Linked DNA regions of Mus musculus: regions 1 and 3 are each linked to region 2. A link is a loop called in an ENCODE intact Hi-C map of the cell type or tissue named here. Cell type or tissue: heart. All regions are shown on one strand. Region 1 holds the start of Usp50 (ubiquitin specific peptidase 50). Region 2 overlaps Hdc (histidine decarboxylase). Region 3 holds the start of Usp8 (ubiquitin specific peptidase 8).

What was found. A loop is a pair of places that touch in the nucleus more often than their neighbours do. Peaks named below come from ENCODE experiments on the same cell type or tissue, not always from the same donor. Only the 100,000 strongest peaks of a DNase experiment are listed, where the experiment ranks them.
Region 1: a loop joins it to region 2, with 10 times the contacts of the local background. A loop is called at or near these places in 21 of 42 quality-filtered maps.
Region 3: a loop joins it to region 2, with 8 times the contacts of the local background. A loop is called at or near these places in 2 of 42 quality-filtered maps.

What each region holds. Positions count from the first base shown.
Region 1 is chr2:126,779,001-126,787,000 of GRCm38, reverse strand. It overlaps Usp50 (ubiquitin specific peptidase 50), which reads left to right and starts at 3,541. Exons shown (of 7, transcript NM_029163.3): 1 at 3,541-3,781; 2 at 6,431-6,613; 3 at 6,875-7,070. The coding sequence starts at 3,714. In heart, a CTCF peak has its summit at 4,308 (motif pointing right); a DNase peak (open chromatin) is centred at 4,350.
Region 2 is chr2:126,595,502-126,603,501 of GRCm38, reverse strand. Hdc (histidine decarboxylase) reads left to right here. Exons shown (of 12, transcript NM_008230.6): 7 at 475-541; 8 at 1,553-1,715; 9 at 1,798-1,888; 10 at 5,533-5,631. Among named protein-coding and RNA genes, the nearest start is that of Hdc, 19 kb to the left of the region's middle. In heart, CTCF peaks have their summits at 4,284 (motif pointing left), 4,927 (motif pointing right) and 7,063 (motif pointing left); no DNase peak of the experiment used is centred here; H3K27me3 peaks cover 614 bases.
Region 3 is chr2:126,703,771-126,711,770 of GRCm38, reverse strand. It overlaps Usp8 (ubiquitin specific peptidase 8), which reads right to left and starts at 4,443. Exons shown (of 19, transcript NM_019729.3): 1 at 4,284-4,443. It also overlaps the pseudogene Gm10774. In heart, a CTCF peak has its summit at 4,394; a DNase peak (open chromatin) is centred at 4,470; H3K4me3 peaks cover 1,830 bases; H3K27ac peaks cover 1,375 bases; H3K27me3 peaks cover 1,082 bases.

The DNA.
Region 1 (8,000 bases), 180 kb before region 2:
CCCACCCACACAGTGGCTCACAGCCACCTGTAACTCCAGTCCCAGCAACACCTGTTCTGGCTTTTGAGGACACCAAGTGTATAGATGGTGCACATACATGCATGCCAGCAAAACATTCATACATTAGAAAATACTTTTAGGGTTCTGGAGAGATGGCTCAGTGGGTAAGAGCACTGACTGCTCTACCAGAGGTCCTGAGTTCAATTCCCAGCAACCACATGGTGGCTCACAACCATCTGTAATGGGATCCGATGCCCTCTTCTGGTGTGTCTGAAGACAGTGACAGTGTATTCACATACATGAAATAGATATATAATTTTTTTTAAAATCTAAAGTGAAAACAACCTTTCTTGGGAGAAATCAAAGAAAAGTGAGAAACTAGGGAAAAACAAGTGGGAAGGGTCCCAAGAGAGAAATAAACATTGAGTTGGTTCGTTGTTTAGGGGCTTTTTATAGGATTTAGACCAGAAACTGGACAAAGACTGAGAACCCCAGCTGGACATAGTGGCTCCTGTCTTTAATAGAAGAAGCACTTGGGAGGCAGAGACAGGTGGAACTCTGAGTTCAAGGCCAGCCTAGACTACAGTTCCAGGACAGTCAAGGCTATAGAGAAACTGTCTCAAACAAACAAACCATATTGAGAGTCCTATTGCAAATGGTTGATTCTCTGCACACAGGGAGCAGGGCAATGAAAGGTTTACATACTCTGTGCACGTTCTTCTGATCCACGCAGATAGAAGAGCGGTCCCTCTCTCAAGCGCCCTGATCACCTCTGACTTGCTTTGTTGAGCTTGACTGGTTTGCCGGCTGTTAGCCTGGGCTGCCAGGGCCATCTCGGCCAACCTTGCAAGTATTGCTGCTCTGACCTAGATGGGGTCTGTGAACTCAGGACCTCTGGAAGAGCAGTCAGTGCTCCTAACTGCTGAGCCATCTCTCCAGCCCCCTCACTTTAGATTTTTATTCATCACAATTGTGAGAGAATTCAAGAGCCCCAACCTTGATTTAACTTTCACCAGCTGTTTAGTCTCTGGAAGTCTCTGGCACACAGCTGCCTGGATGGACAAAGATCTCAATGATCTCTAAATTGCATCATATTGAAGATGATTTTATGTATGGGTAAACCTCACTCTTCTCAATTTCGCAGTGTGGTCTCTTACCAGAGAGCATTTCTCCTTGGTCCTTGTCTTCTTGCAGGAAATAATTCAGCCATGATGCAGTTTAAGTATAAATTTATCATCCCAGAGAGACTGAGGAGGGAAGGAAGGCTGGTTGAGCAGGGAGGATCTGCCCACTGGGTTATATGCTGGGGGCTTTTACAAGGTTTTATCACTAATTGTGAGAGGGGTTCTATATCCCTAGAGGCGAAGTAGCCCAGTCACCTCCAAGTCATTGCACCTCATCTCACCTTTTATTAAAACATTCCTTGTAAGTTTCTAGAAAAGCCCACGAGAAGAGGGGTCTCAACCCGCAATGCAAAGGACAAAGGACTGCACAGGCTGCGAAGGACGGTATGGAGTTCGGGTGGTGGTGCAGCCCTGCTTTACAGGTTCTTTGTAACTGTGCCAGAGCGGCAACAAGGAAAGTGCCTGGCACTTTAATTCCTGATCCAGCAGGAAGAAGCTAAGCTGCAGCATCAAGGATGCTTAACCATGGAGCATTCTCACCTGCCAAGACACAGCAGTTTCTGTTGTTACATCACACAGAATTCCTTACCTTCCAACCTCACTAGCAGATTAACATTGACGTTTTCACAAAAATCCATTATGTATCACCCATAGCATAAAAACCAAGTGGATTGGAATAACATAGTCACCCTTGCTACTCAACTTTAGCTTAACATAAATATGTGAAAAGAGCATAGACTGCACTTTCATATTGTCAAAATATTTAAAATACATGGGTGTAGATTTTGAAAGTACTGCACAATTTTCAGATGACTAGAAAGAAATATCTAAGAGGGGCAGATTAAAACAAGCCACCAAAGAGATAAGGAAAAATTAAGAAGCAGCCCTCTTACTTTAGTGTGAGCTGTATGAGCTGTGGGCAGTGGTGCCCTGGTGTGCAGATGAGGCAGGAATGTCACGTGCTAGGCAGTGGGAACACAGCATTGAGGACTGATGAGACAGGAGCTATGCTAGGGCTGTCAGAAGCTAGGTGTCTCCCAGTTAGAGTTAGATTGTATAGGAAGGGAAAATAAATCTAGAAAGGTTGTGACTATTGGTGTGAATTCTGATTCTCAATACATATATGCACATACACAGAGGGGCATCATTATGGATCTAATGTATATTTCTTAGTCATTGTGTGTGTTGCCGGGTGGTTTGGCATAGTGTGTGAGAGAGATCGATGTCATGTGGTGTGTGTTGCAGTGTGTGGCTTACGACTAAAAGGCCTAGAAAGGACACTGCAATCTGTTGAGTGCCTGCAGGCTGTGTGTGCTCCTGGAGCCCAGCTTTCATGAGCTGTCACTCATACTGGGGTCTTCGGTGACACAGCTGAGTCCTATTTGCTCCTGATCTCTCCACCCATATGCCCTAACTGACCCCACTGAAACTCATTGCTCTATGAAGTTGGACTTTGAGAGTATTTTTCCTTCAGCCTGTCTTCAGTACCCTACCTGGGATAAACTGATCCTAAGGGCTCTCTGCCTGCTCTCTGCTGGTGCTTGGCTGACCCAGTAGATCTGCTCAGAGAGCAGGCCAGCAGCAACTAGGCACTCCAGAGGCAAGGCCCCAGCACGGGTGCTTTCCCAGGTCACAGCCCCATGCTTTTAGTTAGAACTGAGGATGCCATCCTTTTCCTCCAGTGGAAAAGTCTGAGTTCAGAAAACCATGTGTGCCCCAGAGGCCACAGCTTGTAAATCCTATAATAAGCCTGTGTGGTGGTTTAAATATGCTTGGCCTATTAGGAGGTGTGGCCTTGTTGGAGGAAATGTGTCATTGTGGGGGTGGGCAATGATTCTTTTCTCCTAACTACATGGGAGCCAGTCTTCTAGTGTCCTTCAGATGAAGATATAGAACTCTCAGCTCCTCCTGCACCATGTCTGCCAGGACATGCCCTTGTTCTCCACCTTGATGATAATGGACTGAACCTCTAAAACTGTAAGCCAGCCCCATTTAAATGTTGTCCTTAGAAGAGTTGCCTTGGTCATGGTGTCTGTCCACAGCAGTAAAACCCTAACAGCCTGTGTACTATGGGTATGTGCCCATATCCAGCTGTGTCTCCATCCCAAGAATAAACAATTCTGGTGACCTCACTGTGTATGCATCGGGATGAGAAAAATCTCACTACCTCCTCCATAGGGGAAGAGATGTCCCTCTAGGGTTCATGGGAGCAGTGTTGCCACACACTGTCCCCAAATCCAGAGGGTGAACATCTCTGTGTGCTTGTGTGTGAGAAACCCAGAAATAGAGGGAGAGCTGTGATGTGGACAATTCGTTCTCAGAAAGTTGATCTTTCAGAAGCATTTCAAACAAACAAATAATGGTATCCCTTGACAACACGTTAGAACCTTGGTATGAAGGGTGACAATTGTGATGCAGGGGAGGATCCAAGAAGAACTGGGCCTGAGTCAAGTGAAATCAGACAGCAACAACACAAAGGGGGGAGGGGGGCATTCAAACGGTTCAAAACCAAAAACAAGCCAGGGAGCAGTCCTGGAGAAATGAAGTTAAAAGGATCAAAGGTAGCTCGTGAGTAGAAGTGAAAGCCTGATGTGCTTCATTGACATGGCGTCTCATCGGCCGGTCCCTGCAGACGACTTCGGTGCCTACTACAACCTGTGAGCCTCTATGTCCTGTGCCTTTATAGATAACCTCAGGAGTGGGGGGCTGGGGGAGGGCTTACCTAGAGGGGGCATGGCACCTGTTGCATTTGGGAGGGCTCTGCCAGATTTGACCCATGAAGGACCCAGAAGAGATAACATACATGTACTCCCTGATCAGTCAGCTCAGGGCCTCCGTGACATCACTGAGTAAAAGTGAGAATGGCACACTTTTCAGATGGGTGAAACTGAGCAGAGGCACTGAGTGAGGCCGCTGAGCGGTGGGGCCTGGATTTCAGATTCAGTCTGTGGGAAGAAAGGTAATAAAGGACAAAGGTGGTGAGCGGCCCTACTGAATCGGTCAGATAAGAGGGAGCTGTGCAGATCAAGGAGGCCTCCTGGAGCCTGCAGTATTTCCCATCTCTGCATGCTGGGCAGATGCTCCAGTCCCGTCTCTCCACATTAAGTCATTTATTCTTTTAAAGATTTTATTTTATGTATATGAATGCTTTGCTGACAATTTAAGCACACCAAAGCAGTGCTCTTGGAGGCCAGAAGAGGGCATTAGATCCCTTGGAACTGGAGACACAAATGGTTGTGAGCTGCCATGTGGTTGCTGGGAAGTGAGCCAGGATCTTCTGAAAGAACAGCAGAAATGCTCTTAACTGCTGAGCCATCTCTTCAGAACCCAAGCTGTGTGTGTGTGTGTGTGTGTGTGTGTGTGTGTATGCACGTATATCTGTATATGTGTGTATACATATATATGTATATATGTGTGTATACATGTAAATATACGTGTATACATACTATACAGGTACATAGATGTATATATACATATATACATACACACATAGACATATATACACACATGTGTATGTGTATATAAGTATATATACATATGTGTGTGTGTGTATAAATATACACTTGTCTTTTTTTGGACACAGGGTTTCTCTGTGTAGCCTTAGCTATTCGTTCTAGAACCCACTCTGTACACCAGGTTAGCCTCAGACTCAGAGATCCCCCCTGCTGCTGCCTCCTGAACGCTAGGATCAAAGGTTTGCACCACCAATAACTGGCTATGTTGTATTCTTTTAAAAGATATCATTTATTATGTGATCTAAGCTAAGCACCTTGCATGGCACCTGCATGGCCCTCGCAGTAACCCTGCCAGGAAGAGGTAGTGTTCCTTGTTTTGCTGGGGGATCAGGAGCTTGAGGCCAAAGCCAGTGCCTCACACAGGCCAAGGACACTTTCTCATGCTGAATGTTTCTGTGTTATAAATGAGCAAACATAAGAACCCTAATCATAAATATATATAATCAGTTATTAGCGTAGCAATGTGCATGTATGCACACATATGTATGCATATATACATACCTGTGCCCTTAACATATGAATGTATATGTTCCTACTATGTGTATGTATCATGCTCACTATAGCTGTCTCCAGACACCAAAAGAAGCTACAAAGGCTCAAAGTTACAACCCTTTAACGGCCCCATAAAGCACTTGCTGGGATTTGAACTGGGGTCCTTTGAATCCATAGTCAGTGTTCTTACCCACTGAGCCACAGCTCCAACACTGTATTATGTTCTCCATATGTCACCTATAGAGTTATATTCATTCTCAGCATATGCTGTAATTCCATATAATTTAATGGCCAGGTAAGGTAGGTAAATGCCTTCATTTCTCCTGCATCACTATGTGCTTGCCCTTGGTATACTACTGTGGGCAAATGACTCACTCACATAAGCTGGTTAGTCCACCTGTAAATGGGATTTTAGAAGGACTGTTTCTACCCAGAAGAGCTGTTGCAAATATTTAATGGGGAATGTATATTAAATGTTTAATATAGTCAGACTAAGTACAAAATGTCTATGATGTTACTGTTAAAGCAGGAAAGGCTTTGGTTTTTTAACAGCTGAGTTTGGATGTTTAGCCAAGCCACCCTGAGACCTGGACGGCAGGTTTACTCTATCTCTTTACTCTCTTTTTAGGAAGAAACTTTTATTTATGTCAGACATTCAAACATTTATGTCATTCAGAGTTCTGGGCCTAAGTTAAACTCCTTCTGTCCTTGGTAGAGAGTGAGTTTGAGAGAAAAACCCACTAAGAATCCTTCCTAGCCAATCAGAGAAGTACACACCTTTTTTGTTTTGTTTTGGGTTTTCGAGACAGGGTTTTTCTGAGCCCTGGCTGTCCTGGAACTCTCTTTATAGACCAGGCTGGCCTCGAACTCAGAAATCTGAACTCAGAAATCCGCCTGCCTCTGCCTCCCGAGTGCTGGGATTAAAGGCGTGCGCCACCACCCCCTGGCTAGAATTACACATCTTTAATCCCAGCACCCAGGAGGCAGAGGCCGGGGGAATCTCTGTGAGTTCAAGCCCAGCCTGGTCAACGTAGCCAGTGCAGAGCCAGCCAGAGACACATGGGGAGGGCCTACCACAAAACAAAAGGAACAAAACCCTTCTTGCCAGGCTGGTGACTTCTAACTTCAGTCACTGAGGTGTGAAACAAGAGACTTGTCAGTTCAGAGAAGGCCTAGGTTATCAGACCTTGCCTCCCAGCCACAAAAGAGCACTTTTATTTCAGAGGTTGCCAGGGTCTGAGCGGCACTAGCACTCATGCTCTCCCCTGGAAACACTCTCCTTCCATGTGGCCCACACAGTGCGGAGTGTGCAGACTATGACTCCCTGCCGGAGTCTAAGACCCAGCCACACTTCCAGGGCGTGACGGGACTGCGGAACCTGGGCAACACCTGCTACATGAACGCCATCTTGCAATGCCTCTGCAGCGTATCTCCACTGGTGGAGTACTTCCTGTCCGGAAAGTACATCACAGCTCTTAAGAAGTAAGAGGAGGTCTTCCCTGAGTCTGCCCCACCCCAGCTCCCCCAGGTGAGGTGAGGAAAGGACCCGCTGGAGTCCTTGTGAAGGGCCACAAGCCCAGACACAGTAGGTCCCCAGAGAACACACATGGAGGGTGCGGAGAGCAAGGTGGACAGGGCTCTGGTGCAGGGGCGTGGACGGATCCCTTGCCACGGAGACTGGGTCTTTTCTTTTCATTAAATCAGCAGGGAATATTTGCCCTTTGCCTCTGCTCTTCTTCTCAGGGACTGCAGTGAGGTTACCACCGCCTTTGCCTACCTGATGACAGATATGTGGCTTGGGGACTCAGACTGTGTCTCACCAGAGATATTTCTGTCGGCTGTTGGCAGTCTTTACCCAGCTTTTCTGAAAAAGACACAGCAAGATGCGCAGGAGTTCCTGATTTACGTCCTCAACGAGCTTCACGAAGCTTTGAAAAAGGTAAGAACTAACAAGTCTGAGCTAGGAGATGTAGGCTGTATGTGTATTCAGACTGCATGGCCTGCCCAGCACCTGCTCTGGTGCTGGGGTCCTGAGGAAAATGTCCAGGTTAGGATATTTGTTATTTAGTGGTTGTTTTGCTTTTTTTTTTTTACTTAAAATTTTAAAAAATTTTTATTGTTTATGCATGTATGTCTGTGTACTACTTGTTTGCCAGGTTCCTATGGAGGCCAGAAGAGGGTGTCAGACAATTTCCATCCACCATCCATGTGGGTGTTGGGAATTGAACCCAGGTCCTCTGGAAAAGAGCCAGTGTTTGTTTTTGTTTGTTTGTTTTTTCGAGACAGGGTTCCTCTGTATAGACCTGACTGTCCTAGAACTCACTCTGTATACCAGGCTGGCCTCCAACTCAGAGATTCCCTTCCTGAGGTCTGGGATTAAAGACATGCGCCGCTACTGTCCAGTGCAGCCAAAGCTCTTAACCACTGAACCCTCTGTCCAGTTCCTAAAATTATTTTTTTTATTTACTTTTATTTTTTTCTGAAACTAAGTTTTACTGTGGAGCCCAGTCAGGTCTATGACTCGGAATCTTCCTGCCTCAGCCCTGCTCCATGTGCAGATATTATAGACATCTGAAATTCTCACATTCCTGTGCTGAAGAGCCCAAAATTACTCCAGATGTGCTCAGACATTCAGAGGATCATAGCCCAACTGGTTCAACAAAATCAAACAGCTCAAAACAAGACAAAACCATTCCTCCAAGCCAACAGGAAGGCAAAAAAGCCCAGGTCCAACTGCCCAGGAGGAATTCACCTGAGTTTAAAACCAAGTGTCTAAACACTGCTTCTTTTTCACAAATACAAAGCAGCTCGGGCTGGATGAAGCTTGAGATCAAAGTCCTCTCAGGAAAGCAGTTCAAGGCCAACCTGC
Region 2 (8,000 bases):
GCCTACCTGCCTTCCTCTTCCTTTCTTTCTTCCTTCCTTTCTTCCTTTTCTTCTTCTTCTTCTTCTTCTTCTTCTTCTTCTTCTTCTTCTTCTTCTTCTTCTTCTTCTTCTTCTTCTTCTTCTTCTCCTTCTCCTTCTCCTTCTCCTTCTCCTTCTCCTTCTCCTTCTCCTTCTCCTTCTCCTTCTCCTTCTCCTTCTCCTTCTCTTCTCCTTCTCCTTCTCCTTCTCCTCCTCCTCCTCCTCCTCCTCCTCCTCCTCCTCCTCCTCCTCCTCCTCCTTCTTCTTCTTCTTCTTGAGATTGGGTCTCACTATGTAGGCCTGAACTCACAGAGACCTATCAGCCTCTGCCTCCTGAGTGCTGGGATTAAAGATGGGCACCACCACACCCGATCACCTGATGAAACTTTCATTTTAAATGTACGTGTGTTTGGCATAGGTTGCTGTGTCATGTGAACCTTCATTATTTCTCTCTAGGTCTGTGCAACGTTAGGGACTACTGGAGTCTGTGCATTTGACAGGCTGTCAGAACTGGGGCCCATCTGTAAGTATCTGTCATTATAGGCTAGGAAGATAAGGAATAACATTTGAAATATTTGCCAGAACAAGAACTTGGAACCAGCTTCACTGAATTATTTTCTTCATTCAATTTGGTGGCGAGGGAGGGAGGGAAAATGCCAAAGGTCATGAGAGTCACTACCCAGCAGTAGAGGCCATTGGACTTTTCCTAGTGGTGAGATAAAAGCCAGAAATTCTGTATTTTCCACTACGTCCTTGGAAGCACCAGTCAGCTCTCCATTCTGTAACACATACCTTAGATGATGAAACTGGAAAGAGACACACTTCACTTTGGCTCGCACTTTGGAAGCTTCTTCCAGTCTATAATCACTTGACCCCATCACTTTCGGGGCCCCGAGTGAGGCACAGTGTGGGTGTTGGACCTCTTGATGGGCTCTACCTTTTGCAGTTCACCCTGTGAAACAAATTACACATGAGCCTTTCGAGGACATGGGATAGCCATGCTATAGAAGAGTTTCAAGCTTTCACATTCTCTCACGCGTAATGTTGCAACGGGTGACACTCAGTGACATATTTACTTCTGCTTCTGGAAAGGGAAGGGGCAGATCAAGGGAAACCACAGGACGGATAAGACACCTGTACGTAATTGCTTAACTCCCTGGTGAGACGCCCACCGAGGACAGACATCTCTCTAAGTACTGTGTTAGGTGCACTGATGTCGCTTTCTGGGCTATAAAGCAGTTGGATTTTGTGCTAGGATTTTCCAGGTTGAGGCCAAGAATGTAATGGTCTTCTGCCCAGTGAGAGAAGACCTACCTATCAGGAGGCAACAATGTCTGCTTCAGTTTCACTTCCTTATACCAACACCCTATCACCTCGTCTCCAGAACCCTTGCTGACTCCTTTAGCAAAGTATGTCATCTTCCCAGATCTCACTGCAGCCTGCTGTGGTGTTGGCTAGGAGGGCAGTGCCTTTTGGCTGGCTGGTAGTAGCTCTTCCATGGCTCCCCTGTAGCACATGACATTTGCTTTCTCAGGTGCCAGTGAGGGACTGTGGCTCCACGTCGATGCTGCTTATGCAGGCACGGCCTTTCTGTGCCCTGAGCTCCGGGGGTTCCTGGAGGGCATCGAGTACGCTGACTCCTTCACCTTTAACCCTTCCAAGTGGATGATGGTACACTTTGACTGTACTGGATTCTGGTGAGTTGAGCTCTCCACATGTGGAAATGCCTCGCTTCCTTAGGGAGACCTCAGCCACTAATGCCCACTTGGCAATCTACAGGGTCAAGGACAAGTACAAGCTGCAGCAGACCTTTAGTGTGAACCCCATCTACCTCCGACATGCCAACTCTGGTGCAGCCACGGACTTCATGGTGAGTTCCCAGGAGTGGGTGGCCCATGGCTTCTAAGACAGGGTCTGTGGACTGGCCCCTGAGGTTTTGCATGGCTTCTGCCTTCAGAAGCAGCATTCTATGTGTTCATCACATAGTTTCCCACTGGAAACGTGATTTCAAGTTGTGCATGAGCACACAGAATGAAATCCAGAAAATGTAAAAAACAAAAAACAAAAAACAAAACAAAACAAAAAACCCAAAAACCAAAAACCACCACCAAACAAACAAAGAAAACTAGAAAAATCACAATCCCTGAGTCTTTTTGACTTGTTTTTCTTCCAGAAGTGTTCTCTCTGTCACAGAAAGATCAGTTAACTCCTTTTAGCATCTTTGGAGATCTATCATTTATCTGTCTGTCTGTCTGTCTGTCGCTTACTGCCCAGCAGGAGAGTGTAGATGATTTCCTCTGGTGGGAAAGAGGCTTTTATTAAATTGCCTTTACATCACTCTCCTTGACATCATAGACCATGCAGGAGCGATGTTGGGACATCATGGCCATGCAGGAGCTCTGTCGTGAGGCTGAGATGCTGGCACCCTCTGCAGAGCTCTGGCTGTGCATCTCAGGCTCCTCCGGGCTTAGGGTTTCAGCAGCAGGCTCTTCATATTGGCTCTTCAGTTGAAGATGAGCCTTTTAGGTGAGATTGGGATGTCCACGAGCGGGTCACACATCACACGGCTAGTGAAAGGTCTGAAGGACGAACACAATGAGCATGGCTCGGAATTCCATTCATCCGCGGTCATCTGGGAAACCATTGAAAGTCCCTGGGAAAATGGCACTGACTTCACAGGGGCTCTGAGGTTTTGATGGGAACACATACGTCAATCCCTTAGCACCGTGTCTGGGTGGCAATTGCACAACAAATAGCATGCACAAAGTGCTAAAAATGTCGTCATTTAAGCTTGCTATTGCGACATGGCCAAACAGAAACGCCAAGGTCAGAAGCTTGAAGCCATGCTTCTCCTCGGAATGACCTGACTGGTCCTAGACGAGCAGCTTGGATTCTGCCTAGCTTTTTCTCTGTGTGAACAGAGACACGAGCAGTTCTGCCTTCTAAGCCCGTCGTGAGAATGGAATAATTAATACAGTGATACAAGGACAGTGTAGCCCGGCCATCTTGGTGGAGAACTGGTTTGCCTTTCTCCCTAGACAACCAAGTTTCCTTTCACTTAGTTCTATAGCACTAGTGCCGTTATTGCTTGATTAAACTGATGATTCTCCGGTGAAGACAATTTCTGGAGGTTTAGGAAGGCTTTCAAGTTGCAAATAGTAAGCTTATAGTGTTGGGGTGGGAGGAGACCTTCTATGGGAGAATAAAGGTGGATACCTCTCTTGCCTTTCCCATGGGTATTCAAAAAATTAAAAAAAAAAAATTTTAACACTGCCAGTCAATCCTGACTGTGAAGTGATGCCTACGAGGAGATTCTAGGAGTTAATTGGACTCAGAACTTCTGATCCTGATTCTGCCTCCCAATGCTAGGATCATAGGTGTACGCTGCCTGTGCCCAGTTTATACAGTGTTGTGGATCAAATCAGGGCCTCCTCTTGCTAAGGAGGCATTCTACCCATTGAGCACTGCTGTGTCCTTAAAGCCCTGTTATGTTTGCGATTCTAGCAGCTCCTGAGAGTCTATCTTAAAGTAGATTCATGGCTCAGTTAAGCCCCCGTGTGGTCTGAGAGCCACTAATGATGTTTTCTAAGAAACAGCTGGATCTCTGGGAATGTCTTTCTTTGATGCTTTGGGAAGCTTCCATCATGACACCGCTGTGGAATCTAGTGGACTTCATTTCCAGGAGTATGAAGACACTTCTAGAGCAACGAGGCTGCTCTCTTTATCCTAATACCAAGGTCCTTGTAGCTGCTCCAAGCTTCTTTGCCCCCAAGGGGCTACAGTTTGAGTAGAAGCCTAGCCCCTCCCCCCCCAAAGGATCTGGAAGCATTACAGTGTCCCAGGTACTTAGCTTGGGGGAGGGAGCCTCAAGAATCTGGACCTGTTGTCAGCGAAGCTCCCCTCCACTTCATTCTATACTTCTCCAATGGCAGAGAGCACCAACAGCAGAGATTCAGAAAGCCTTGGGGAAGACACAGAGGATGCTAGGAGACATCTGGGGTGAAGGGAGTCCCATGCTGGTCTTTAGGAGCTCGAACAGCAGACATTGGTTAAGGCAGTCTCAGGACCCACATGGTTTGGTTTTAGCAGAGTGAGAAGAACGGGATGGAGATTAAGCAGAAATCAGAGAAGTGCACAGCTCAGATACTTCCTGCCCCTCTCCAACCAGGTGGTCAGTTTACCATAATCATCTAGAAACCGGGACATTTTATAGGGGACTCTAAGCAGGCTGCGGCAGAGGTTCTGTCCTTTCCTAAGGTTTTGATGCCCTCTTCTGGCTGACAAAAGTCTCTCTCTCTCTCTCTCTCTCCCCTCCACCCTCCCCCTCCTGGTTGGAACTCCACTACACATATAGACCAGGCTGTCCTTGAACTCAGCAGGTCTGCCTGCTTCTGCCTCTCCAGTGCTGGGATTAAAGGCATGCACCATCATGCCTGAGAGTTTAGTGCAAGGAAACATACTGTCCTTGATACTGGAGTAATAAGCCAGCCGTGTCTACTCTGGGAGACTACAATGAAGCATAAAGATGGGGACATCAGTAAAGTTTTGGCAACTCCATGGAGAGAGGCAGAGGAATGGTCAACGAGATGGATATTTTTAGAGAGCAGAAATTGTGGCAGAGGTTTTCTGACATTTGAGGGGAAAGCTTAGGAGAAGTCACATTGCTTGTTAGAACAACTGCAAGTGTCCCGCAAACCGTTTGCTCTGTTTTCAGACCTGAGCACTAGGATTGGGAATTTTCAGAATCTATGGTAACTGCAGCTTTGAACTTTAAGCTCTGTTGAATTTGGTACCAGGACAGGGATCAGTTCAGACTGAGGCAGGGGTTCCTGTGCAGTCGGAAAGCTTGGATGGAGCATCTGAGGCCACAGGAATCTCACAGGTGAAAGCCAAAGCCAGTAGGTGGCAGCAAGATTAAGTAAGGACTGACCATCTTGGTGCCAGACAGACACACACATGTGATTCCTAGCTCACCTGTTTATCATCTAAACAGCCTACACTGCCTGGACAACTTTCTCTGAGGTTTTGCACTGTCCTCAAGCCACTTTCCTGGAAAGCACCTTTTGTCCTATGCCATTGATGTGCCCGTGAGGTGGCCCTGTGAAAGTCACACAGGGTAAGGAGCCAGGGCAGAGCTAAAGGGAAACCCAGGTCTGTGGGGCCCCAGGGTTTAAGCTCTTAATCACCATCCTAAAGCTACACTAATGTTGAGAAGAACAGACATAGAACTTTAATTTCTGCTACTCAAGGAACTTCTAGGAGTTTCTAGGCTGGGATGAAATACTTAAAACAGCAGTTTTCGAGAGGTCACGCTCGGTTCCAGGTCACAGGCTTGGAACTGTTAGTGTTACCCAGATAAGCTTGTCTTGGTTTGCTCCTTAGCAACAGCTTTGGGAGTCATGGTGACACCAGGGAAATCCCAGGAGTGCTCTGCAGGCAACACAGAATGCTAGGAGTGCCCGAGGGAGTGGGCACGTTGCTTCTAACCATGAGCTCTGTGTTATTTGTTTCTAGCATTGGCAGATCCCCTTGAGCCGGCGCTTTCGCTCCATTAAGCTGTGGTTTGTGATTCGGTCCTTCGGGGTGAAGAATCTTCAAGCACATGTCAGACACGTATGTTGCGCGAGAGCCGTGGGACTAAGCCCATGATTCTTTGCATTTTCCATGGGAAGGAAGACTTTGCCTCGGTTTTACAAATCTGCCCAGGGGATCCTTGGTTTGTGGCTCAGTGGTAGGGTGCGCAGAGGGACTTGAATGTTGGTTATGTAGAGGTGCGCTGATCTCCATGTAGTCCCAGTGGACTGTCTGTGATCTGTAGTTCACACTGTTTATTTTCTAAACAGTCACCACTAAGTGCAACTTCCTCTGTTCTGACATCCCTTGTTTCACCGATTTCCTGAGAGTCTCACCTTTCCTGTTGTTGTCTTTGAGAACTGAGCACTCAAAAGCCTAGTTTACGGAAAGAGAAAGTGAAAGTAGGTCAAAGAGCAGGGTCTATGGTCAAAGTAGGGCCGAGTCTTTAAGAAGGAGTGGCTGTCATGGCTCCCTGGTGAATGGTGTGTCAACACAGCCACACCTGCTCTTCACCTTCTAGGTGAGGTCTGTAGTGAACACACTACCTGTAATTGTGTCCTCCTCTCCCCTGGCCTCTGCTCTGTCTCATACACAGCTTGCCTCATGGGAGGGAAGAGAATAGGGCAGGAGGAGAATGTCTTATTAACTGGGAGACCTACTTTCTGCCGCCCAAGCCTTGGGAGAATCACCCTCCCTTGGATTTTAAAAAGTGAGGATGCTGACAAAGGTGGGCTCTGAGGGGACATTGTGGGGCATGTGAGTGAGACATGGAGAATTTTGACAGGGCAGGTGGTGAAAACAGGCCCAGAGGAAAGGAGTTATAGGGGAGAATCATAACCAGGTTAGAAATGGGGCATGGGCATATAAAGGCCAGGAGAACAGTTAGTATGCTTTTCCCGGACAAGGCCTGGACTTGCACATGAAGAACTTCTTAGGGATCAAGTGGGGACGTAGCTCCATTGGTACACTGTTTACTCCCCATGCACAAAGCCACTGTTTGACCCCCTAGTATTGCTTAACCTTCTCCTGGCAGCGCTTGCAGGTAGTTCCACAGTGGGGGGTGGAGGCAGAAGGATCAATGGTACCAGGTCGTCCTTGGCTACATTGTAACTTTGAGCCAGTCTAGGATCCATGAGAGAGAGCCTTTCTCAAAGAAAAGAAAAAGTTCATGAGGCGGTGGTAAGAGTTTGAAATTGACTGGAGAGAGAGAGAGAGTGGAGCAGATAGAGGAGCAGATAGAGGTTGGTTCAAATGGCACCGCCTCTTCATGGTCAAGGAAGACACCTGAAGCTCTGTCTTCTTTTAAAACGAAATATCAAGTGGGAGTTCCAGCCCATAAAAAAAAAATCACTTAGTGGGGCAGGAGAGATGACTCAGCAGTTAAGAGCACTGACTGCTCTTCCAGAGGTCCTGAGTTCAATTCCCAGCAACCACATGGTGGCTCACCACCATCTGTAATGGGATCTGATGCCCTCTTCTGGCATGTAGGTGTACATGCAGTCAGAGCACTCACATACATTAAATAAATCTTTAAAAATTAATTCACTTAGCAGAGAGTGTATGTGAGTCTCAGACTGGAATCTCTAGCCCTATCATGTGCTGTGTCTGTCACTTACTCCCCCCTCCCCACGCCCCCAGGTCTCATTTGTTGTTCTTGCTAGTCTGGAGCTCAAGGCTCCCCTCTCGAGTGCTGGCATTAAAGACTTAAATATCATCATTCCTGGCAACCTTGAACTTCCTCTGATCCTCCTACTGAAACCTCCCCATGTCTAACTTTATTCAGTTGTTGATTGAAGTCAGCATTTTGTGCAAGGTAGGCTAGTGGATTGCCAGTTGAGCCACAGCCCTGTCCTATATTCAAGCATTCTATGTAAATGTAAAACTCAAGAGAACCACAGGAAAATTTAAAAGTTCATAAAAACTTTATAAAAGATCAATATGCTATGAAATCTTTATTTTTTAAAAGATTTATTTATTTATTTTATGTATATGAGTACACTGTAGCTGTCTTAGACACACCAGAAGAAGGAACCAGATTCAATTACAAATGGTTGTGAGCCACCATGTGGTTGCTGGGAATTGAACTCAGGACCTCTGGAAGAGCAGTTGGTGCTCTTAACTGTCAGATGGTGGTTGCTGAGCCATCACTCCAGTTTTTTTTTTTTTTTTTTTTTTGGTTTTTCGAGACAGGGTTTCTCTGTGTAGCCCTGACTGTCCTGGAACTCACTCTGTAGACCAGGCTGGCCTCGAACTCAGAAATCCGCCTGCCTCTGCCTCCCAAGTGCTAGGATTAAAGGCGTGCGCCACCACCGCCCAGCTGATATTTTCTTTATTTCAGTCTGAAATCTTTAATTTTTCCATGATAAATATACAGGCCATATTTTAAAAACCTGTGTTTTAGTGTACAA
Region 3 (8,000 bases), 110 kb before region 2:
AAAGAACAAATTAGGCACACTAATTTGGCGATTTAGTGATTAAACTTGAATATTTTCACTTGCTTACATTACCCTATTTTCCTTCTGTGAAAAGCAAAGAACACTAATGTTATTAACTAAATAACAGTAACAGGCATACAAAAATGTGTACCTACACAGGAAGCTGAAGCTAGAAGGTGCTAAGTTCAGGGCTACTTTGGGTTACTTAAAAAGACCATGTCTCAAAAGCAACCAAACAAGCAAACCAATAACAACAACAAATATAAAAACAAAACTGTAGTTTAATAACTGACGAGTGATGGGGTTGGAGAGATGGCTCAGTGGTTAAGAGCACTGACTGTTCTTCCAGAGGACATGAGTTCAATTCCCAGCAACCACACAATTATCTGTAATACAATCTGATCCCCCCCTTTTGGTGTGTCTGAAGAAATCAACAATGTACTCAAATACATAAAGTAAATAAGAAAATAAATAAAAATGAAAACTGATCAGGGTATGGTGGCGCATGCCTTTAATCCCAACAATGAGGAGGCAGAGGCAGGTAGAGCTCTCAGTTCAAAGCCAATCTGGTTTACACAGTGAGTTCTAGGACAGCCTAGGCTACACAGAGGAAACCCTGTCTCAGAAAGAAAAAAACAAAAACAACCCTATTGTTTGGGAGGTTACAACATAATATCACTGAAAATGATACTGTATCACTTTTATTCTGTGACCAAAACCCAGAAATCATTTAAGGGGGAGTTTATCTTAGATCACTGTTTTGGAAGAACTTCAGTCCATCATAGATGGGAAAGTTCTGACAGAATTTATGGCAGCAAGAGTATGCTGAAGTGGCTCCTCTAATCTGGCTAACCAGAAGCAGAGAGCTCTGAGGGAGCCATAGATTGGAAAAACCTTCAACAGGCTATCCCCAGGAACAAACATCCACCAGTCAGGCCCCACCTCCTAAAGGATACACATACTTCAAAATGTGGTCTGAAGCTGAGTCTAAGCAAGAAAAGTTTGAGTCTGGGAGGGACATTTTATAACTATTTTATTTATCCTGCTTTTATGTAGTATATTTTAAAACATATACAATTCTCTTTAAAACACAGACATCAGCCATTGAGTACAGTGGCATGCATCTGCAATTCCAGCTACCTGGGGAGCCTGAGGCAGGAGAATCTCTTAAGCCCAGGAGTTAGAGGTCAATCTTGGTCATGGTAAGACACTTTCAAAAAATATAAACAAATACACACAATCAAAAGTGTATAGACATCACATACTAATAACTAACATTAAGAGAATAAATCACCAAGAAATTGAAGCTTTACTTTTTTGACAGCTGATATTTCACTTAAGGCCTCAAACTAGGCATTCTATGGGAAGACAGACTCAGAAAAGAACAGACATCTCTGCAATGAAGGAAAGCGTAATGCTAAACAAGGAAGAGAAGAACTCTAAGGGACATGAATAAATATTAGAATGCTAAGGAAAAGAAGGAGGAAGGGAAGGAAGAAAGTACCCCAGTTTCTAAGAGCAATTATGTGTGGTTAGATTACATTTGCTACAGAGTATTTGATACATACAAAATGCATGCAGTGTTTGTGTGTTATATACCTGTGTACAGTGGTCACACACATGTTGGGAGCCTATAAAGTAGTTTTTGAGAGCCTTTTGCTTTAAAAGGTAGGAGTCAGGCCATGGGTGATAGGATATGTATGTGCCATGCCCTGGGTGTCCTAGCACCAAACACACATAAACACAAAAATAGTATAAATCTATCAGCTGATGGGGAGGGCGCCTTGATTGCTCTAACCAGTAGAATATTACTAGAAGTAATGTGCCAATTTCTTGATACAGGCTTTTCAGAGACTGAAAGCTTCTACTTTCTGCCTCAAGTGTGGTCATGGAGCCCAACACACATGCCATGAGAAGTTTAATCCACACAAAGAGACTGGATGTGGACATGCCAGTTATCATTTCCAGCTGCAACCATCAGCAACTATCCAGGTGAACAAAGTTGGATTTTATAACAAGATAAAATGCAAGACTCCTCCCTGCTTCCTGACCGCTCCGAGGCAAACAGTCTCCTTTACACACCCTTGCTAACAGGGGACTGCACTTCACCTCAGATGCAAAGTAATGGAGCCAATTAAGCTTGGGCAGAAGTCTCCGAAACTGTGGGGCAAAATAAATCTTCCCTTTAGAAAATCAGGATGTCAGACGCCGCCATGATCATCCCGGTGCGCTGCTTCACCTGCGGGAAGATCGTCGGCAACAAATGGGAAGCCTACCTGGGTCTGCTGCAGGCCAAGTACACGGAGGGGGATGCCCTGGACGCTCTGGGCCTAAAGCGCTACTGCTGCCGCCGCATGCTGCTAGCACACGTGGACCTGATTGAGAAGCTGCTGAACTATGCACCCCTAGAGAAGTGACCGCTGGAGCCTGCCCTCCTCTGTCTCCTGCTGGCCACGGGCAGCCTGTCGTGCTATGTTCAAACTGAGCTATTGGGGATGTTGGTGTATTGCCTGGCTGTGGCCCTGTGGCTAAGTCCTGTTACCCTGGAAGGAACTGTTTAGTAAAGATGTTTGCAGAACCACCAAAAAAAAAAAAAAAAAAAAAAAAAAAAGAAAGAAAATCAGGATGCTAAGTATATAATGAATAAAATTTGATGTGTTGGCTTTACATTACAACTGGTTTACAAAGCCATCTGGATTCGGTTCCATTCTTATCAACAAAAGATCAGGATGATTAATAAGGCTCAAGTAAATAAATCAACAAGTTAAAGAATAAAAAGAAAACCTTAAATATTTTTGTTAGTTTATCTTATCCATTGTTATCTCAAAAACTACAAGTCACAAGCTATTCATTATTCATTCCTCACAGGCTTACATTACTACTGCAAGATCCGTGCAATGCCCAATATCTGGGCAAAAGAGCAGGAATATACATTTTAGGATCAACAGTGATACAGTGGCATAATTAAGTTATATACTAATTCATATTCTTAAATAAGCATACATACAGCCAACAGCACCTTAATTAGGCCAGTGCTCTATAGATGAGAAACTACCTAAATCCAACATGATTGACTTTCACCAGGGAGTCTTAAACAGAAAGAGTGAAATACTAAAAAAAAAGCAGATATCTTTAAAACAGAAACAAAAACCAAAAACTACCACCACCAACAATACACCGAGCCTGGCAGTGGTGGGCAGCACTCGGGAGGCAAAGGCAGGCAGAACTTTGAGATCAAGGGCAATCGTGGTTTAGAGTGAGTTCCATAATAGCTATGGCTGCACAGACAAACTGTCTCGAGAAAAAAAAGAAAGAAAGTAAGAAAAAAAGAAAGAGAATAAAGCCACCAAAACCAAAAAATAACACATGGAATTTTTAATGAAGTAGGATAATATACACAACTAAGAATACTCTAAGATTTAAAAAGAATACCCTTGCCAGGAGTGGTGCTTGATGCAGTTTTATCCATCTCTGGAGCCAAGGGAGGAAGGTTTCAGTGAGTTTGAGACAAGTCCTGTTTACATAGTAAGACCTTGTGGGTGGTGGCGGGGAACAACCAAGAATTACACCCTTTAGCTAGGCATCGTTTTGATCCGAAACCCTAGAGCTTTTTAATAAATATGAAACTCCTTAGATTCTGCAACACCTCTGTGAGTCACGTAAATATTTCTTGAATGACTGACTCAAGGTCATAGGCAGAAAGCAAGAACAAAACATAGGAACAGGGTCTGCAGCTTTGTGGGTAAAGGAATATCATTGTGATTTGGGGTTGACAACTCTCTCGGTACATCAGATGTGAAGGGAACTTGTCAGTGCCACAAGTCTACAAACGAAGAAACATTTTTAAGAAAAGAAAATGCCCTCTTTGAAGAAGTTTTAAGTGTGGTGAGTTTACTTAACTCAATTTTTGTACTTCACTGAAAACATGCGTGACCCGGGTAAAGGGGAATAGGGAAAACATGACAAATGGTCGTATTAAGGCCTGGGGTTGTAGGTAGCACAAAATGAGAAAAAAGGAAGCAAAAGGAAGGAGTCCAAAGTTGGGTCTAGTGTCCAACAGAAAGGAGAACTGGTCAAGGCCACCCTCTGAGACCGGCAAACTACATCAAACTCGCTGGGCACCGTAGGAGGGGGACGGGAGCGACCAAGAGTCGGGCCCTCCCTGGACCAGCCAGTTGTCTGGGGTTGTCCCACCCCTCCGCGGACAGGGCTCGTCTCCCGGATGACCAGCAGCTGGAGGACGCCTTCCCCAGGAACCGGGGCCGGAGCCAGGCCGCACTCACCGCAGCGCCCGCGCTCCGCTAACACCGGCCTCCTCGCCTGACGCCCATCGCCCACCACCAGAAGGAGAACGAGCCTTCGCTCTCAGACGCACGGCAGCGCAGCTCATCCCCTCTTCCCGATTCGCATTGCGTGGCGACGGGTCGCGTCTCGAAACGTCACGGCGAGGGCGGAGCTTCCAGTGAACCCTGTAACTCCGCCTTTCTGTCCCGTAGGGAGGGACATCAGGGCGGCCCTCTCCGGAAGGGTGAGCGCCGAACCGGCCTGAGCATGCGTCGGAAGGACAGTTTGAGCTGGTGCGGGACGGAAGCGCGCGTGCTGCGCTTCCGGTGTCCTCGCGCGTCTCTTTTCCGGGTGGAAGTCAGTTCAGATTGTGTCACATTGTGACTTGGAGCTGTCCACGGAGGAATCGAGGATATTTTGGCGCCTCTCAATAGTGCATTTTTCCCGTCAGATCGGACATTAGGGGGAAAATACGGGGAGAGGATTGATACCTTCTAAAACTTGGGAATAAACATTCTCCAAAGCCAAGCCTCTGGTTAAAGAACAGACGTGTTTGGAAAACACATTGCACAAACACCGTCAACATTTCCAAAAGGACCAGTCTTACAAAGCTGGGGTTTGAACTCTTTGGAGAGTTGTCTTGTGGAGAAAAGATGGGCTACTCGTGGACATAAAAATTGCTTAAGAGTGGAGTTGTTTTCCCTGGTCACTAAATCCGTTGGGACAGTCCAACTTTTTAATGCATGTCAAATCTAAAAGCACAGCTCTACTAAGTATATAAAATGAAAATACTTAGCAGATAGGCTGCCATTAAACGTTAAAGAGTAGTAAGCATCCAGTCTACCAACCTTTAAAATAAACCTTAGTTTCGTTTCCATTACAATTAGCTACATGCAAAGGTATTCTTGTGCTGGGCGGTGGTGGCACACGCCTTTAGTCCCAGCACTTGGGAGGCAGAGACAGACGGATTTCTGAGTTCGAGGCCAGCCTGGTCTACAGAGTGAGTTCCAGGACAGCCAGGGCTACACAGAGAAACCCTGTCTCGAAAAACCAAACCAACCAAACAAACAAAATCTTGCATTTCTCCTTTAAAAAATCAACACTAAATTATATACTATTTGTTCTCCCTAGACAAGTAAAGACTGGTGTGATTTGATACCGTGCAATGCTGGGAACTACTGGATAAAAGCCTCAAATGTTTTTTTTTTCCCCCTCATAATTAAGGAAGAAATTGTTTTTTTGAGGATGGATTATTTTAGGAAAATGTTTTTTCTCTGCTCAGCTTTGTGGAATTGAGTAAGGAAAGAAAAACTTAGAGCTGAATGTGAGAATAAGTATAAAACACATGGAGAACATTTTGGGGTGCTCTGACAATTGGAAGGAGGTAGGACTGAAAGGAAGAGAGACATCATTGGAGTGTATCAGTGAAAATTTTCTCTGAGCCCAACAAGATGCGTGAAGTCCTTACCAGGTAAACTTGGCAATCTGAGTTTGATTCCTGGAAAACACACACACACACACACACTCACGCACACACATGAGTTGTATACACACATGTGAGTTGTCCACACACACACACACACACACTCATGCACACTCACTCACACACGTGAGTTGTCCACACACACACATACTCACACACACGTGAGTTGTATACACACACACACACACACACACACACGAGTTGTCTTTTGATCTCCATGTGCTTCCCCTCCCAGAGAACAATATTTTTTTTTAATCTCTGAAGATGAGGTCCCAGAAACGCTTTTAACAAATACTGCTTTTTAATATTCACCTACAGTTTTTTAAACAATTTTATGTATTTATGCATGTGATGCCTTCTGAGGCCATGTTAGTTGTGAACCACCCAACATGGGTGCTGGGAGCTGAACCTTTGTCCCCTTGAAGAGCAGCAAGAGCTCTTAGCTCTTGAGCCATCTCTCCAACCCATACCTATAGTTATTTTATTTGCATTGATGTAATTCTGGTTCTATCTCGTCCCACTCCTAGCAAACAGAATTCTTCCTCCTTCACTAACATCTCAGCTGCTGATTTTGCTAGAAATCACAAATCATTTGCATGAGTTTCTGTGTAAATGGAGGAAGAAGTAGATGTGTGGGTCAACGGGTACCAAACATAAGGTACAAGAAATGGCAAGATAATCCCCAATTTGAGCCATGCAGTAAAAGCAGAAAGACTGAAGATATCTCCAGATTACTAATAAACATCCTGGGGTGAGATTTGAGCTTTTCAATACTTATGGAATGAGAAATCTTAACGAGGAGGGACAACTGGATGAAAATATGCTCCTTCAATTGTATTGTAGGACATGGGTATGTACAGGACAAAGCTGTCTAAACTGTGAAGCAGGAAAGAGTGGGTGTGCTGGAGGAATTGCAAGAAGTTGAACGTGAACCCATAAGTGAAAATCTCCAGACCCATGTGATGGCGTTGCAATCAAATAGGCATGACAAGAGCAGTGTATAAAGTCATCTGTTTGTATATGAGTAGCATACAGACTTTACATTTGGACTTGGAGTTCTATTTCCAAAATACTTCATTATATATGAAAATATTCCAAATAAAAAAAAATTAAAGCCCTGAAGTTCCTGTTGTCCCAACCACTCCAGATAAGAGATATGGTGGTTTTACAATTGGGCAATGTTATTAACTTTAACCTATAATGATACTTTAAGGAAGCATCTAAAAAAGATATTTTAAATTAAATATTTAATATTTATACATGTATATCATGTATGTGTTTGGATGGAATCCTTCCTTAAGATAGCACTAGACTATAATACACTATGTATTGTATTATATTATATTATATTATATTATAATATCTCTACAATTTATTTCCACTCATATGATTCATAACTGCTCCATTAGTTATTTTTTTTGTTGCTATGACAATCTCTAGGCTCCAAAGCAGCTGAGCAGTTCTGCTTCTGTGGCTCTTCTATCCACAGTATGCACAGCTTTTCTCATAGGCTCAGACCAGCTCCATTCCACACTTGTTGCTGTCCTTGGTGGTTGTTCCATGGCACTAACATCTTTAAAGTTCTGGCCTTTCCATTGCAAAAGGACTGCATTCACCAGTAACCTCCCCTAAGTTCTTGTCAGGGATCCTAAACACTGCCACACACTGTCAATCTTCAACTTCTTTCCATGCCCCTTCAATAATGCAACTAAATTTGGGCCTTCACTAATGGCTTCTCCTGGCCTTGGGTGCTCTCCATGTCTTCTTCTTGCTTTCAAAAACAGTGTTTCCTGGGAGACCCTTAACCACATTCCAAAGGGCCTCATCTGTGTACTGACTCAGAGGAAACACTTCCTAGCAGATTCTGCCTCCATGATATTGCTGCTGGTCTCTTCTTAAGCATAGTTTAATCTCTTCTCAATCATTTTAGTGATTTTGGCCTCTTGCCAATGACAGCAAATTCTTCAACCCTATCTGACCAGAACACAGTCTTTGTTTGGTTGGTTTTGGTTTTCTCTCTTTCTTTCTTTCTTTCTCTCTCTCTTTCTTTCTTTCTTTCTTTCTTTCTTTCTTTCTTTCTTTCTTTCCTTCTTTCTTCCTTCTTTCTTTCTCTCTCTCTCTCTCTCTCTCTCTCTCTCTCTCTCTCTCTCTCTCTTTCTTTCTTTGCAAGCCAGGAGAGGGCATCAGACCTCATTACAGATGTTTGTGAGCCACCATGTGGTTGCTGGGAATT